2 separate regions of the Homo sapiens genome follow, and region 1 is linked to region 2. The links are chromatin loops, found by intact Hi-C in ENCODE. Cell type or tissue: breast epithelium. All regions are shown on one strand. Links, peaks and the distances in the headings refer to the core of each region. The heading gives the core; the rest is flanking DNA.

Region 1 (6,593 bases), core at 1,547-6,546, 790 kb after region 2:
TCAGGCATCTCACGTACTCCATAGCCAGACTTCTGCAATTGTTTGTGGTGGTTCATGGAAAACTGACTCTACAATTTATGTTGAAAGTCAAAGAACTGGGAATAGCTAAATCACTCTCGAAGGGCAGAGATCAGGGCAGGAACTGGGGATGTCTGTATTGAGGCTTATTAAAAAGTCATAACATTTGTGACAAGGTGATGCTGAGGTGGGGACAGAACAGTAGTCCACACAGCATGGAGTCGGGACAGGGAGGCAGCGGCGTGAGTGGGAGGGAGTCAGGACAGGGAGGCTGAGGCGTGAGTGGGAGGGAGTCAGGACAGGGAGGCTGAGGCGTGAGTGGGAGGGAGTCCGGACAGGGAGGCGGAGGCGTGAGTGGGAGGGAGTCGGGACAGGGAGGCTGAGGCGTGAGTGGGAGGGAGTCGGGACAGGGAGGCAGCGGCGTGAGTGGGAGGGAGTCGGGACAGGGAGGCTGAGGCGTGAGTGGGAGGGAGTCGGGACAGGGAGGCAGCGGCGTGAGTGGGAGGGAGTCGGGACAGGGAGGCTGAGGCGTGAGTGGGAGGGAGTCGGGACAGGGAGGCAGCGGCGTGAGTGGGAGGGAGTCGGGACAGGGAGGCAGCGGCGTGAGTGGGAGGGAGTCGGGACAGGGAGGCTGAGGCGTGAGTGGGAGGGAGTCGGGACAGGGAGGCAGCGGCGTGAGTGGGAGGGAGTCGGGACAGGGAGGCTGAGGCGTGAGTGGGAGGGAGTCAGGACAGGGAGGCTGAGGCGTGAGTGGGAGGGAGTCGGGACAGGGAGGCTGAGGCGTGAGTGGGAGGGAGTCGGGACAGGGAGGCAGCGGCGTGAGTGGGAGCGTGGCTTTGGGACAACCGGACGCCCACATACAGAAAGCAGAGAGTGCTGTCCCTCTCCACACCACTAAAGGCAGACCTGCATGGATTAAATTCCTAAATGTAAATAAACCCCGTCATGGTTTTAGAAGAGGATTTAAAGGGCTGTTTTCATGACTTTGAATTAGGGATGGATTTGTGAAACAATCTACAAAATTATTCGTCATAAAGGCAAAGATTGGTAAATTCTAAAACATTAAAATAAAGACATTCTGTTACATTAAAATCTACCATAAAAGGAGTGAAAAGACAAGCCCGAAGCAGGACATGTGCCATATATATATTTGACCAAAAAAGGGAGGCCCAGAAGATTTAAAAACGTCAACAGGCGTCGACAAGCAAAGCCCCCGACGGCGGAAGATGGGCACACGGAGTCACTGAACAGCTTCCCAGGCGTGACCAACGCTCGGCTCCTTCGCAATCAGGAAAACGCAAATTGAGATCACCACGAAGGACCCTTACGCACCAGCAGATCCGCAAAACTTAAAAAGCCTGGCCCTACCCAGGGCTGGCGAGGACGGAGCAAGGGGACCCTTGGCCAGACAGTGCCCGGTGGCACCAACACCCGGAGCTGCTGGGCTGCCCGCGTGGGGCCGGCACGACTCTCCACCTATCTCTAAAGACGTGCATGGCAGACTCAAGGAGTTTGTGGGATGTTCACGGCAGCGTTGCTCAGAAAGCAAGACGCTGGAAACCGCCGGAAGCCAGTCACAGCAGAGGGATGGCTCAGCCCTTTCACACCGGGGAGCACCGCGGGGCGACGTGCTGGCGCTGGCGGGAAGGAGGCTTGCGTTGTGCACTGGGGAATGGGGCACAGGCCATCGCTGGGGGTTCAGTTTTGTGTTTTGGGAGTTAAGAAACAAAGCTAAATAGTCTATGGCAAAACTGCATGGGAAAAGGCAAGGCAGCGGCCGCCACACACCAGAGCAGTGGCTTCTGAGAGAGGAGGGTCGGGTGTGAGAGGGGAGGGCTCACTCGGCGTCCTCCTGGAGTGCTTACGGGGCCCCCGCACCGCCGTTGTGCAGAGCCGACACCGACGTCTGTGTTCACTCTGCTGGGAACACGATCACTCTTAGAAACGGAACTTTCAACAGAAAGGAATTGATTCTACTTGGAGCTGGATTGGGCTGCTTGTGGCCCCCACCCGCCCCTGGGGCTCTGCCCTGCCCTGGCTGGGCTGGTACACCTGCTTCCGCCCAGATGTGGCCCCAGCGTGCGTCCTGGGGATGCCCCTCCTGCAGCTCAAACACCCCACATCCCTCCCTTCCTCCCGTGTGGTTTTTCCATTGACTTTGGTGGCTGCCACAGACGAGCCAGCCCTCAAATCCCTTTCGCCGGTGGTCAGGGTAGGAGTAAACACACAGCCCTGAGCCACTTCTGGGTGCCCAGCTGGGCTCTGCGGTGAAGCAACCCTCCCCAGGAAGCGGCTTCGGCCCCACTCACTGGGCGCCTTCCCCAGACCACCTGGGAGGAGGGCCCCCACCTGCAGGCAGCCACGGCCCTGGTGCAGGAGGTGCCAGGAAAACAGGCCAGGCCATCCTGGTTTCCGGCCAAGCCCCGGGATGGCCTGGCTGTCCAGGGGTCCTGGGCTCCACCCGCCACCTTGTACCTGTGCAGACGCCCTCTGGTCCGGCCAGGACCAGGCGAGTGTGTGCACGGCCAGATGGTGGCGGCCTGGGGACCAGGGCAGCCGGGTCTGCTGTGTGTAGACACAAACCGCATCTCATCCTAAGAGCAAAGGAGTGATTGTTTAGCTTTCAGAGAAAAAATAGCTCTGAGACGTCTGTGAGAAAACACCCTTTGGGAGGAACCTGGGTCGGGGGCAGAGGCTGGGCTCGGAGGAGGGACTCGGGCCGCCACACCACTGCCTGCCTGCTGGGTGGCCCCGGGCAGATTCCACAGCCTTTCTGGGCCGTTGTCTGTACAGGTTGAGGGTCGTGCTCCATCCCTCAGCCCCTTCTAGGCCTGCCAGCCTCTGATATGAGCAGGAGAAACAGGATCTTCTCTGTCTCTCTCCTCCCTACAGGCTGGCAACACAATGGGATAAATGGCCAAGGATGCGGGATTGGCAAAGCAGGAACCCACATCCCCAGGCAGGGACACCCGCAGCCTCCCTAGAACGTGGCTCGAGGACAATGCCCAGGGTCCTCCCTGCAAAAGACTTTTCCAGACACCCGGTTTTTAATGGAGGGGTGGTCAAGGAAACCCCTCGAAGAGCTCCTCTGGAGCAGAAACCTGCAGGGGTCTGGGCTGGAGGCCTGACCTATTTCCCCAGGCACAGCTTGGGGTGCGTGGGCCTGTGGGGGCATGTGTGGAGGGGGCTCCCGAAGGGCAGGGGACAGAGAGAAGGGAACCCCTCTTCTCTTGGGGCCTCTCTTTGACACTGGGGTCCACCTTGAACCTTAAGGCCTCATACTTTACCACAGTGACCCCTGAAAAAGCTCCATAATGCAAACTCCAGAACTGTTGAAAAGTGTGTTATCTGTTGCTGTGTCACAGATCACCCCAAAACTTAATGGCTTCAAAGGATAATAATAATTTATCATCTCTCATGGCTTCTATGGGTCATGAACTTGAGAGTGGCTCAGCCTTAGGGTCTCATGAGTCTGCTGTCAGCTGAAAGTCTGCTGGGCTGGAGGAGCCCCTTCCAAGGTGGCTCCTGCATGTGGCTGGAAGGGTGGCTCCTCCCCATGGGGGGGGGGGGGTCTCCTCAGAGCTGCTTGAGCCTCCTTACAACATGGCTGCCAGCCTCTACAGAATGAGCAATCCAAGAGACTAAGCTGCAGTGACTTTGTTTTTGAGACAGGGTCTTGCTCTGTTGCCCAGGCTGGAGTGCAGTGGTGTGATCACAGCTCACTGCAGGCTCAAACTCTGGGTTCTAACCATCCTCCCACCTCCTGAGTGGCTGGGACTACAGGCGTCCAGCACCACATCCAGCTAATTTTTAAAATTTGTTGTAGAGATAGGGTCTCACTGTGTTGCCCAAGCTGTTATTGAATGCCTGGCCTCAAGCAAGCCTCCTGCCTCAGCCTCCGAAAGTGCTGGAATTGCAGGCTTGAGCCACCGTGCCTGGCCTTGCAATGGCTGTCATGAGCTGCCATGGGGTCAGCTAAGTGTGTGAACACCAGGAGGCCATGATTGTTGAGGCCCACTGTGGAGTCGGACTATCACAAAAATTGACAAAGATTCTTACAGAGCAGGAGAACAGGAGTTACAAGGTACATCATGCCAAAACTATCTTTGTGAAGTTGATAGATTGATGGCTTTTTTGTTGTTGTTTCAGTCACCGTTCCAGAGTCTCACAGGAAGGCCTTTGTTCTCAAGGCCTGCCTTATTCCCAGAAGCGGGTAAGCAGGCGTGAAGAGAAGCTAAGCATTGCTCTCCTCTTGGAAGGGGCAGGAGTGGAGACCATTGTGCCTCTATGGAGTCGGGGCTGTAGATGCTTGCTAATGTGGGAATGTGAGGAGAGCCGCTTCACGGCCCTGTCTCCAAGCAGGGTCCCAGGGTGGGTGGGCAGGAAAGGGGCTGGAGATGGTGCAGACACCAAGGCCTGGGCGGCGAGCACAGCCAGCTCACTTGGCTGAGTGATTGGGCTGCGGAGGGGACATCTCACAGCTCCCAGGGCTCCTGGGGTCAGGGCAGTGGGGTTGCCTCCTGCAGAGCCCCAGGGCCCCACCCGCAGGGCAGGACGGGGCTGAGAGCTTCTAACTTGAACTTATCATCCCTGGGGGAGAGCCAATGGTGGGAAGCAGATCTAGTTTGATTTGGGAAAATTCCCTTCCCTGGAGTGCCAGGGAGCAGTTCGTGCACGTTAGACACCATTTGCTTCCCACAGTCACAGGTCCTGGGGCAGCGTGCTCTCCCTTCTCCTTTCCTCTCTCCCTCAAAAAGCGCAGCAAGAAAAACACTCCCTCCCTGTCAGACTGCCAGGCCCTGTGCACCTCCCCTCCCGGATCCCTCACAGGTCCTCAGCCCCGTGCCTCTCAGGAGGCAAGCACAGGGCCCACTGCATCCCCACCCGCTCACAGGTCCTCAGCCCCGTGCCTCTCAGGAGGCGAGCACAGAGCCCACTGCATCCCCACCGGCTTCCCAGGGCTGCCATTGCTGTGGACACAACCTCAAGGACTCGTCATCCAAAGGCTTTCTCTGGCCCTCGGCACTGCTTGGCCCAGGCTGGGGACAGGCTCTGAGTGCCCAGCAGCTGGCACGGGGAGCAGCCTCCATCCAAGGGGGGCAGAGGCCCGTGCTGGAGCCTGAGCTGAGGTCTTTCTGGTCTGAGGGTTCCCCTGTTCCCGCAGCAGCAGCCTGCTCCGGACGCTGTCTGTCAACCCCCTTCCCCTCCCTGCTGCAGGGCTTCCTAGGGTCAGAGCATCCTCCCTGCCCGCCAAAGCCCCTGGGCACAGATGAGGCAGGTGAGGCTGGAGAGAGCCTGAAGAGGGAGGCCTCCCTGGGGAGAGAGGAGGGACCGATCTGTGCCGTGTCCCTCGGCTGCCTGAGCCAGACACAGCCCAGCCCTGCCTGACATCCCGGCAGAGCGGTCAGGGGTGGGCTGGGGGCCTGGCACAGAGTGCGCCGTGGAAGCCTCATTCCTCCGCTCTGCTGACCCAAAGCCCTTGGAAGCCTTTTCTCAAGGCCTCCTGTGATCCAAGCAGAAGGGGAGGCATCTGCAGGAGGAACAAAGGCATTGAGGGTAACACCGGGACACCAGAGTCTCAGGAGGTCAGCCCATGCCCCAGACTCTAGGCGACAATTAATTTGCAAGTGTTTTGAGATTAGACACCTGGATTTAGATCCCAGATCTACCATTAGGTGGCAGTGGGACCGTGGACACATCAACTAACTTTCCTGAACCTCTGTTTTCTCATCTGTAAAATGGGATAGCAAAAACTGCCCACATGCCAAGGCTACAGTGAGGTTTAAACGAGAAGCTCCTTAGAAATTTAAAACGTGGAAGTAACCAGCAGTCCCAAGTATATGTAAGCCAACACTGACTCAGAGGATAGTAACTCCCCTGCAACCTGCCTACACTTGCAGTGGATATAGATAAGCTTTCTGGCTGGAAAAAGAACGAAGAATTTTATGCATCAGTTTCCGATGAAAATATAGAAAGAGCAATCCAGAAGTGATGACAGTGATGGTGATGGTGGTGATGCTGATGGTGGTGATGCTGATGGTGGTGATGCTGATGGTGGTGATGGTGATGGTGGTGATGGTGATGGTGATGATGGTGATGGTGATGGTGGTGATGGTGGTGGTGATGATGATGATGATGATGATGATGATGGTGATGATGATGATGATGATGATGATGATGGTGATGGTGATGATGATGATGGTGATGGTGGTGATGATGATAGTGATGGTGGTGATGGTGATGGTGGTGATAGTGGTGATGGTGATGATGGTGATGACGATGGTGATGATGGTGATGGTGATGCTGGTGATGGTGGTGATGGTGATATTGATGGTGATTGTGATGACAGTGTGGATGGCGGTTGTGATGATGATAATGGTGATGATGATGATGGTGGTAAGGATGATGGTCACAATGATGATGGTGATGATGAAGATGGTGATGATGATGATAACAGTGATGGTGGTAATGATGGTGGTTACGGTGATAATGGTGGTGCTGGTGGTGCTGGTGGTGGTGATACTAAAAATGACAATAACGATACTGGCCATCCACCGAGTCCAGTCTGCAGCCAG
Region 2 (7,679 bases), core at 1,561-6,560:
AGCTCAGGTTTTTAGCCTTGCTGGGCCTTCAGCTGCTGGGCAGTCCACCCCTTCGGAGCCCCCAGCTCAGGTTTTTAGCCTTGCTGGGCGGTCCACCCCTTTGGAGCCCTCACAACCTTGGCCTGCAGCCAGTGACGGTCGTTAGTACCTGGGAGCTCACCCTAGGTACACGTGGCCTCATCTGGGCGCAAGCAACTCTCTGTGTACGTAGAAGCCACTGGGGAAACCGCAAAGGGATCAGGCCGTTGGCGACTGAGGGGAGCTGGAGGGTCTTTGTGGTCCATGTTTCCCTCCATCTCCTCCCTGTGGAGGTGTCTGGGCAGGCTCTGTTCTCACCTGGGCGGTGCCAGCCTGAGATGGCCCCAGCTGGTTTCTGCAGTCGGCTGAAGTCCATTCGTTGAAACTTCACTAGACTCCTCAGGGCAGCTGATGCCCACATTCTAGAGATGGCTGCCGCTAATCCATGACCCAGTGATGCTTTGTTCTCGGAGGGCTCGGGAGACCGGTTTTTGTCCTCTCTTTGTGTTTAAGTGTGCCGCACAGGAGTACTCGTTTAAAACTTCTGTGAGTTTAAGTTGCATGAGTCTCAGATGCCATCTTACCTTTGTTATTTTTAGGATGTTCACGTCCCAGTATGCCCACTCTGTAATACCCCCATCCCAGTAAAAAAGGGCCAGATACCAGACGTGGTGGTTGGTGATCACATTGACAGAGACTGTGACTCTCACCCTGGGAAGAAGAAAGAGAAGGTAAGGACAGAGCCCGCCTCAGTTCCTTCATCTGGGAAGCCTGGTTTTTCCTTGGGAAGAGTCAGTTTGCTACCTGAAAATTACTCCCAATAGTTTATGTACAAAGTAGAAAAGAAGAGTCCTAACGCTGCGTTATCCCTGTCCTAAACTGCGAGGGGCCTGAGTTTTCAGTTTTATAAATGTTCTTTAATATGAGGGATCCCAGGTCAGGTTCGTCTTTCTTGACTGGAATTTACTAGTTTCCCTCCTGAGATGGAGAATTCACATGGCTTTCTAGATCCATTCTGTTCATGTGCGTTTCATTTGTTTGTTTGTTTGTTTGTTTGTTTTGAGACAGTCTTGCTCTGTCACCCAGGCTGGAGTGCCATGGTGAATGGTGCCGTCTCGGCTCATTGCAACCTCTGCCTCCCGGGTTAAAGCGATTCTCCTGTCTCAGCCTCCCGAGTAGCTGGGACTACAGGCGCATGCCACCACATCCAGCTAACTTTTGTATTTTTAGTAGAGACAGGGTTTCACTATGTTGGCCGGGCTGGTCTTGAACTCCTCACCTTATGATCTGCCCGCCTCAGCCTCCCAAAGTGCTGAGATTATAGGTGTGAGCCACCACGCCCAGCTCAAGGAGCTTCTCTAGTGAACTGGCTGCTGTCAGGCTTAATCCGTTCCTAGTCATGGGTCCTGGTTGGTGGTTACCAACTATCTTAGTATATGATGTTCAATACTTTACAGTTATATTACCATAAACCAAATAACTTTTGGTCTCAAACATAGAGAATAAAATCAGTGTTCCTTAGTCTGCCACACAAAATTCTCTGTGCGGAAGCTTGCTCTGGTCCCCACTTTCTGGCCCTGTCTAGCTCTCCCTGCTGTGGCTGTGCCCTGGGACCCTCAGCCTCTGGAGGTCTCTTAAGCCTCTGAGACATCACAGCTCTCTGGCACACCCGCTTCTTCCACATGACACAGCTTCCCTTGCTGGGGGCTCACCCAGCACTGCCCCAAGGCCCCCACACAGGAATGCCCTCCCGGCTGCTCCTGGCCCGCTGTGCTCCTGTCCTTTTGGTGGGCACGCCCTGTGTTCTGCCTGCATCCCTGCACGGGTCCCTCCTGCATGGTCGCTCAGCATGGCCATGCCTGCCTGCCTTGGCCGGAGGGCCACCCCCGGCTGCTGGAACCCTCCCCACTCTCCTCACTGCCTTCCCCTCTTGGAGTTCTGACTCCTAGGACTTTATATCGCTGCCTACATCCTGGCACCAAAAAAAAAAAAAAAAAAAATGACCGGTGGGTACTGGGACATGATAGATATTCCCTTGATGGGGACAACCTCCACTGTCCCAGGGCTCCTGGAGCCAGTGCCTCTGTGGGGCTTGCCTGTCATCTGTGCTTGGCCTCCTTCCCTCCCGCTCCCTGCTTCCTGGCTGCCTCTCTCTGTTGTCCTCCCAGCAGCACCTCCGGGCCATCTTCACGGGAATCCCCAGCTTCAATGCTGACCGGCTTTTTTTTTTCTTTCTTTTTAAAGGGACGAACTCTTGCTCTGTCGCCCAGGCTGGAGTGCAGTGGCACAATCTCAGCTCACTGCCGCCTCTGCCTCCTCTAGCAATTCTCCTGCCTCAGCCTCCCAAGTAGCTGGGATTACAGGCACCACGCCACCATGCCTGGCTAATCTTTTATATTTTAGTGGAGATGGGGTTTCACCATGTTGCCCAAGCTTGTCTCGAACTCCTGAGCTCAGGCAATCCACCCATCTTGGCTTCCCAAAGTGCTGGGATGACAGGCGTGAGCCACTGGGTCCAGCCCCATGTTCTTCTTACCTGCACTGAGATGGTCAAATGAAACTTTGCATCTGTACTCTGTGCAGACAGGAACTGTGTCCAGTTTAAATGGGAATGTTCTTACCGGAGGCTGTTAAAGAATTTAAGGCCAGCACAGTGGCTCACACAGGTAATCTTAGCACTTTGGGAGGCCAAGGCGGGAGGATCACCTGAGGCTGAGTTTGAGACCAGCCTGGGCAGCATGGCAAGACCCCATCTCTGTGAAAATAGACAAAATTAGCTGGACGTGGCGGTGTGTGCCTGTAGTACCAGGTACTAGGCTGAAGCAGGAGAATCACTTGAGTCCAGGAGGCAGAGGTTGCAGTGAGCCAAGATCAAGCCACTGCACTCCAGCCTGGGCAACAGAGCGAGACCCTGTCTCCAAAAAAAGAATTGCTTGTTGAAGTCACTTTGCTCTCTTAGATTTTTACATACCGTTGCTCAAAAGAGGGCTGCAAGAAGAAAGAGATGCTGCAGATGGTATGTGCCCAATGTCACGGCAACTTCTGTATCCAGCACAGACACCCTTTGGACCACAGCTGCAGACACGGGAGTCGCCCCACCATCAAAGCTGGGTGAGAAGAGACTCCGCTGCGATGGCTCGGAGCACGCAGTAGCATGCGTGGAAGCAGCTTACACTCTAGTGGGAAGTGGAGCCCCATTGAGCACCATCCCACACTGGCTGCTGATCTTGTTTGTTGAGGGAGATGGGACTATAATAAAATTGAATGCTGAAGTTGATTCTAGTTGTTCTCATTGCCCACTGCTGCCGTCACCAAGTACTAAAAACTGGGTGGCTCAAACCATAGAAATCGGTTCTTTCACAGTTCTGGGGGCTGGAGGTCCAGGCGCAGGATGTCGGCAGGGCCAGCCCCTTCTGAGGGCTGCGGGGAGCATCGGCTGCGTCTCCCCAGCATCTCGGGGCTCGTCAATGCACAACCCCCGTCTCCACCTTCATCTTCACATGGCATTCTGTGTGTGTCCCGACTTCCCCTTTTTGTAAGGATGCTGGTCATGTGATCCCACAGTCGTGACCTCTGAAAAGACCCTGTGTCCACAGAAGGTCACACTCTGAGGTCCCGAGTCTAGGGCTCCAGCATGTCTTGTGGGGACATGATTCAACTCGTAATGCTAATGTTTGTCAAATCGAGAAGCATCTGTATTTGCCTCAACTGTTGCACCTGGTGGTGTCTGGCGTCCATCCCTGGGCCAGGCCAGTGGTAGTTGCTTACCTGCAGGAAGCTGTGTGGGTTCTTGCGGTCAGCACATGGAGGCTGAGCTGATCCATCCACCCTCTCTGTAGGTGCTCACCCATGACAGTCTCTGAATCCAGGCCGTTGGGAGATTTCCTCACCCTGGCTCCTGGCGGGCTGGCCCAGCGACTCGGGTACTGGTTCACCCGGCTCATGTGAACGCAATTTCGTCTGTGTGGGGTGCTGCAGCTCTTGGTTGGTGAACACGGAAAGGTTGCTGTGTGTAACTGCACAGTGTGACGCGATGCTCCAGTGGTGCGACTTCGTCAGGATGGATGAAGGACACAGGACTGGGACCCCAAGTTACAGAAGCAGCTCGCTCCAGCACAACCTTTCGGCAGCAGCAGCATCATACAGCTGGTTTCTGAAACACCTTTTCTGCCCTCCAAGATCCTCTGACATGATCAACATTCCTGCATCATCAAGACAAACCTGAAAAGAGCTGTTCTTTGTTCTTTTTGGTGGAAAGTGATGAGGTCCTTCCCGTTTGCACTGCCGTGTGGGTTATTTCCACTCTAGGTAACTTCCGCCTTCAGGTACTCCCCATACTTCTAATGGCCCAGCAGCACCTCCGGGCCATCTTCACGGGAATCCCCAGCTTCAATGCTGGCTGGCTTTGCTTTTTTTTTTTTAAAAGGGATGAAGTCTTGCTCTATTGCCCAGGCTGGAGTGCAGTGGCACAATCTCAGCTCACTGCCACCTCTGCCTTCCAGGTTCTAGCAATTCTCCTGCCTCAGCCTCCCGAGTAGCTGGGATTACAGGCACCAAACTGCCATGCCCGGCTAATCTTTTATATTTTAGTGAAGATGGTTAGCCTGAAACCTTGAAACTTCCCCACTGAAATACACAAACTAGGCCGGGCGTAGTGGCTCACACCTGTAATCTCAGCACTTTGGGAGGGCAAGGTGGGTGGATCACCTAAGGTCAGGAGTTCAAAACCAGCAAACACCAGACAGCTCACTTGCGCTCTTCACCATGTCACCTCTGTAACGATGTGACTATCTGGCCAAGAAGGGGGAAGGACATCCACCTGCCTGGCCGAGGGTTCTTGTCCAGCGGCGGCCACAGGTGCTACTCGCATTGTTTGAGGGCACAGCTGCGTGCCCGTTCCTGACCTCCAAGGGGCTGGGACACTGTGTGAGAGAAGGTGTGTCTTCCTGGACCACTTGTCCCTGCCACGGTCAACTTCTTAAAACAGGCACAGTTCAGCCAGGCGCAGTGGCTCACGCTTGTAATCTCAGCACTTTGGGAGGCGGAGGCAGGCGGATCACCTGAGGTCAGGAGTTTGAGACCAGCCTGGTCAACATGGTGAAACCCCATGTCTACTAAAACAAAAATTAGCCAGGTGTGGTGGTGGTACACGCTTGTAATCCTAGCTACTCAGGAGGCTGAGGCAGGAGAATCACTTGAACCTGGGAGGCGGAGGTTGCAGTGAGCCCAGATTGTGCCACTGCACTCCAGCCTGGGCAACAGAGCAAGACTGAATCTCAAAAAAAAAAAAAAAAAAGGCACAGTTGTCAGCAGCCAGCAAGCCCGAGAGCTGCTTTGCACCTGGATCTATTTCAGCACCAACAAGAAAGTTGCAAAATGCCACCTGTTGAAGATGGCTCTGTCCAGTGATGAAGCAGTGGAAACTTCCAGAAGTGACTTAAAACTACAATGGCAGGAACTAGGGCTTCCACAAGTGCCAGAGATTACAGGAGACTGGGTTTTATAGGTTTGAAGAGCAGAAAGCCAAAACGGGAGGGAAGGGGGGTAGTGAGGTGCACAGTCCTTTGTGGCTCAGATGACAGATGCGGCCTTCGTGGCCTGACACTTTCCACCACCGTCTGATTTTGTGAAGTGATGAACACGGGTAACGTAAATACTGGTGTTAGATTTATACTGACAGCCGCTCTGCTCATCAAGAGTGCAGTGATTTCCTGGGAACTTAGGGGGTGTCAGGGAATAAGGTGAAACAAAATTCCCCCAAGTTCTGTCCTGTTCTGAACTGCCCTGGCCATCCAGCTGTGCCCACCAGATGTCCCGCTGAGACAGTTCACAAAAACACAAGCCACTGCCTTTTTTTTTTCTGCTTTCACCATCTAAAAATGTAACGGGAAGGGTTTGTATTCTGTTGGCGTTCTGCAAAAAGGTGGTCAGACCTGCAGTCAGGGGAACGATGTTTCTGTCGATGACGGACCGTGTATATGTTGGTGATCGCAGAACATACTGTATTTTCACTATATCTTTTTTTTTTAATCTGACAAACTTTTTTGCTTTTATTTTAATTGACATAATTGTACATATTGATGGGGTACATTGTGGTATTTGGAGGAGTTTGAGACCAGCCTGGCCAACATGATGAAACCCTGTCCCTACTAAAAATACAAAAATTAGCCGGGCGTGGTGGTGCATGCCTGTAATCCCAGCTACTTGGGAGGCTGAGGCAAGAGGATCGCTTGAACCCGGGAGGCAGAGGTTGCAGTGAGCAGAGATCGTGCCATTGCACTCCAGCCTGGGTGATAGAGCAAGACTCCATCTCAAAAAAAAAAAAAAAAACTTAAGAACAAGCTAGTCACCCTGCAGTCCCACAGAACACTGGGATGGAATCCTCCCAGCAAGCTGGACCGCACCACGCCTAGGTTTGGAAGCACAAACACGCAGCGCCGTGCCGCAGTGGCCTACAGCATTCAGCGCAGTAGCACTCTGCACGCATTTGTAGCCTGGGAGCCACAGGCTATGCCCTACAGCCTGGGTGTGGAGGAGGCCGCACCATCGAGCTCTGTGTAAGTCCCTGTAGGATGCTTGCACGACAATGCAATCACCTGGCCGTGCACATCCCTGACGGTGGGTGACATGTGACCGTTGCTATGCTTATTTCATGGTGTCTGTCCTAGGCCGGCGGTTCCCAAGCCCTAGCCTGTGTCAAAACACAGGGCTCCTTACGGGAGGGTGCTGGACCCCACCCCGAGGCCCTGGTTCTGTGGTCTGAGGTGGACTCAGGTTTACACCTGGAGCTGCCCGGGTGACACGTCTGGTCTGGGACTGCACTTGGACAAGCCACTTCCCTGCGTCTGCAGCACCTCTGGCCTCGTGTGCTGTGGAGCAAGGAAAACGCAGCCAGCACAGTGTTCGGTGTGGTTAAGTTTAAAAACCACTAACTTGGTTCAGTCAGTGGAAAACAGGTACGTTAGGAACCTGGGTGTGTGAACTGTGAATCTGCAGATCAGGTGTTCTAATGAAAAAATGTTTTTAATTTTTAAAGTCTTGAGAAACAAAGTTCTGATAATTTAATGTCCAAACTGAGATGTATCCAGCCGGGCCCAGTGGCTTATGCCCGTAATCGCAGTACCTTGGGAGGCTGATGTGGGCGGATTGCTTGAGCCCAGATGTTTGAGATAGGACTGGGCAATGTAGTAAGACGTTGTCTCTCAAAAAAAATAAATAGCCAGACAGATGGTGCATGCATGTGGTCCCAGTTACTCAGGAGACGTCAAGGCTGCAGTGAGCTGTGATCACACCACTGCACTCCAGCCTGGGTCACAGAGAGCAAGACTGTCTCATTAAAAAAAAAAAAAAAAAAAAAAAACAAAACAAGGCCAGGCGCAATGGTTCACGCCTGTAATCCCAGCACTTTGGGAGGCTGAGGCGGGTGGATCACAAGGTCAGGGTTCGAGACCAGCGTGGCCAACATGGTGAACCCTGTCTGTACTAAAAATACAAAAATTAGCCAGGCATGGTGGCAGGTGCCTGTAATCCCAGCTACTCAGGAATCAGGAGAATCACTTGAACCCAGGAGGGAGAGGTTGCAGTGAGCCCAGATTGTGCTGTTGCACTCCAGCCTGGCCCACGGAGTGAGACTCTGTCTCAAAAAAAAAAAAGTATCCAAA

What was found. Hi-C counts contacts between places; a loop is a spot of excess contacts. Peaks named below come from ENCODE experiments on the same cell type or tissue, not always from the same donor. Only the 100,000 strongest peaks of a DNase experiment are listed, where the experiment ranks them.
Region 1: it touches region 2 in a loop (12-fold over the local background); 1 of 110 quality-filtered maps calls a loop at or near these places.

What each region holds. Positions count from the first base shown.
Region 1 is chr7:355,580-362,172 of GRCh38, reverse strand. No RefSeq gene overlaps it. Among named protein-coding and RNA genes, the nearest start is that of FOXL3-OT1, 68 kb to the right of the region's middle. In breast epithelium, for the core only: no CTCF peak of the experiment used is centred there; DNase peaks (open chromatin) are centred at 4,228 and 4,828; H3K4me3 peaks cover 472 bases; H3K27ac peaks cover 3,965 bases; H3K27me3 peaks cover 1,480 bases.
Region 2 is chr7:1,148,523-1,156,201 of GRCh38, reverse strand. It overlaps ZFAND2A (zinc finger AN1-type containing 2A), which reads left to right. Exons shown (of 5, transcript NM_182491.4): 4 at 618-749; 5 at 2,978-3,295. The coding sequence ends at 3,133. Among named protein-coding and RNA genes, the nearest start is that of ZFAND2A, 7.8 kb to the left of the region's middle. In breast epithelium, for the core only: no CTCF peak of the experiment used is centred there; no DNase peak of the experiment used is centred there.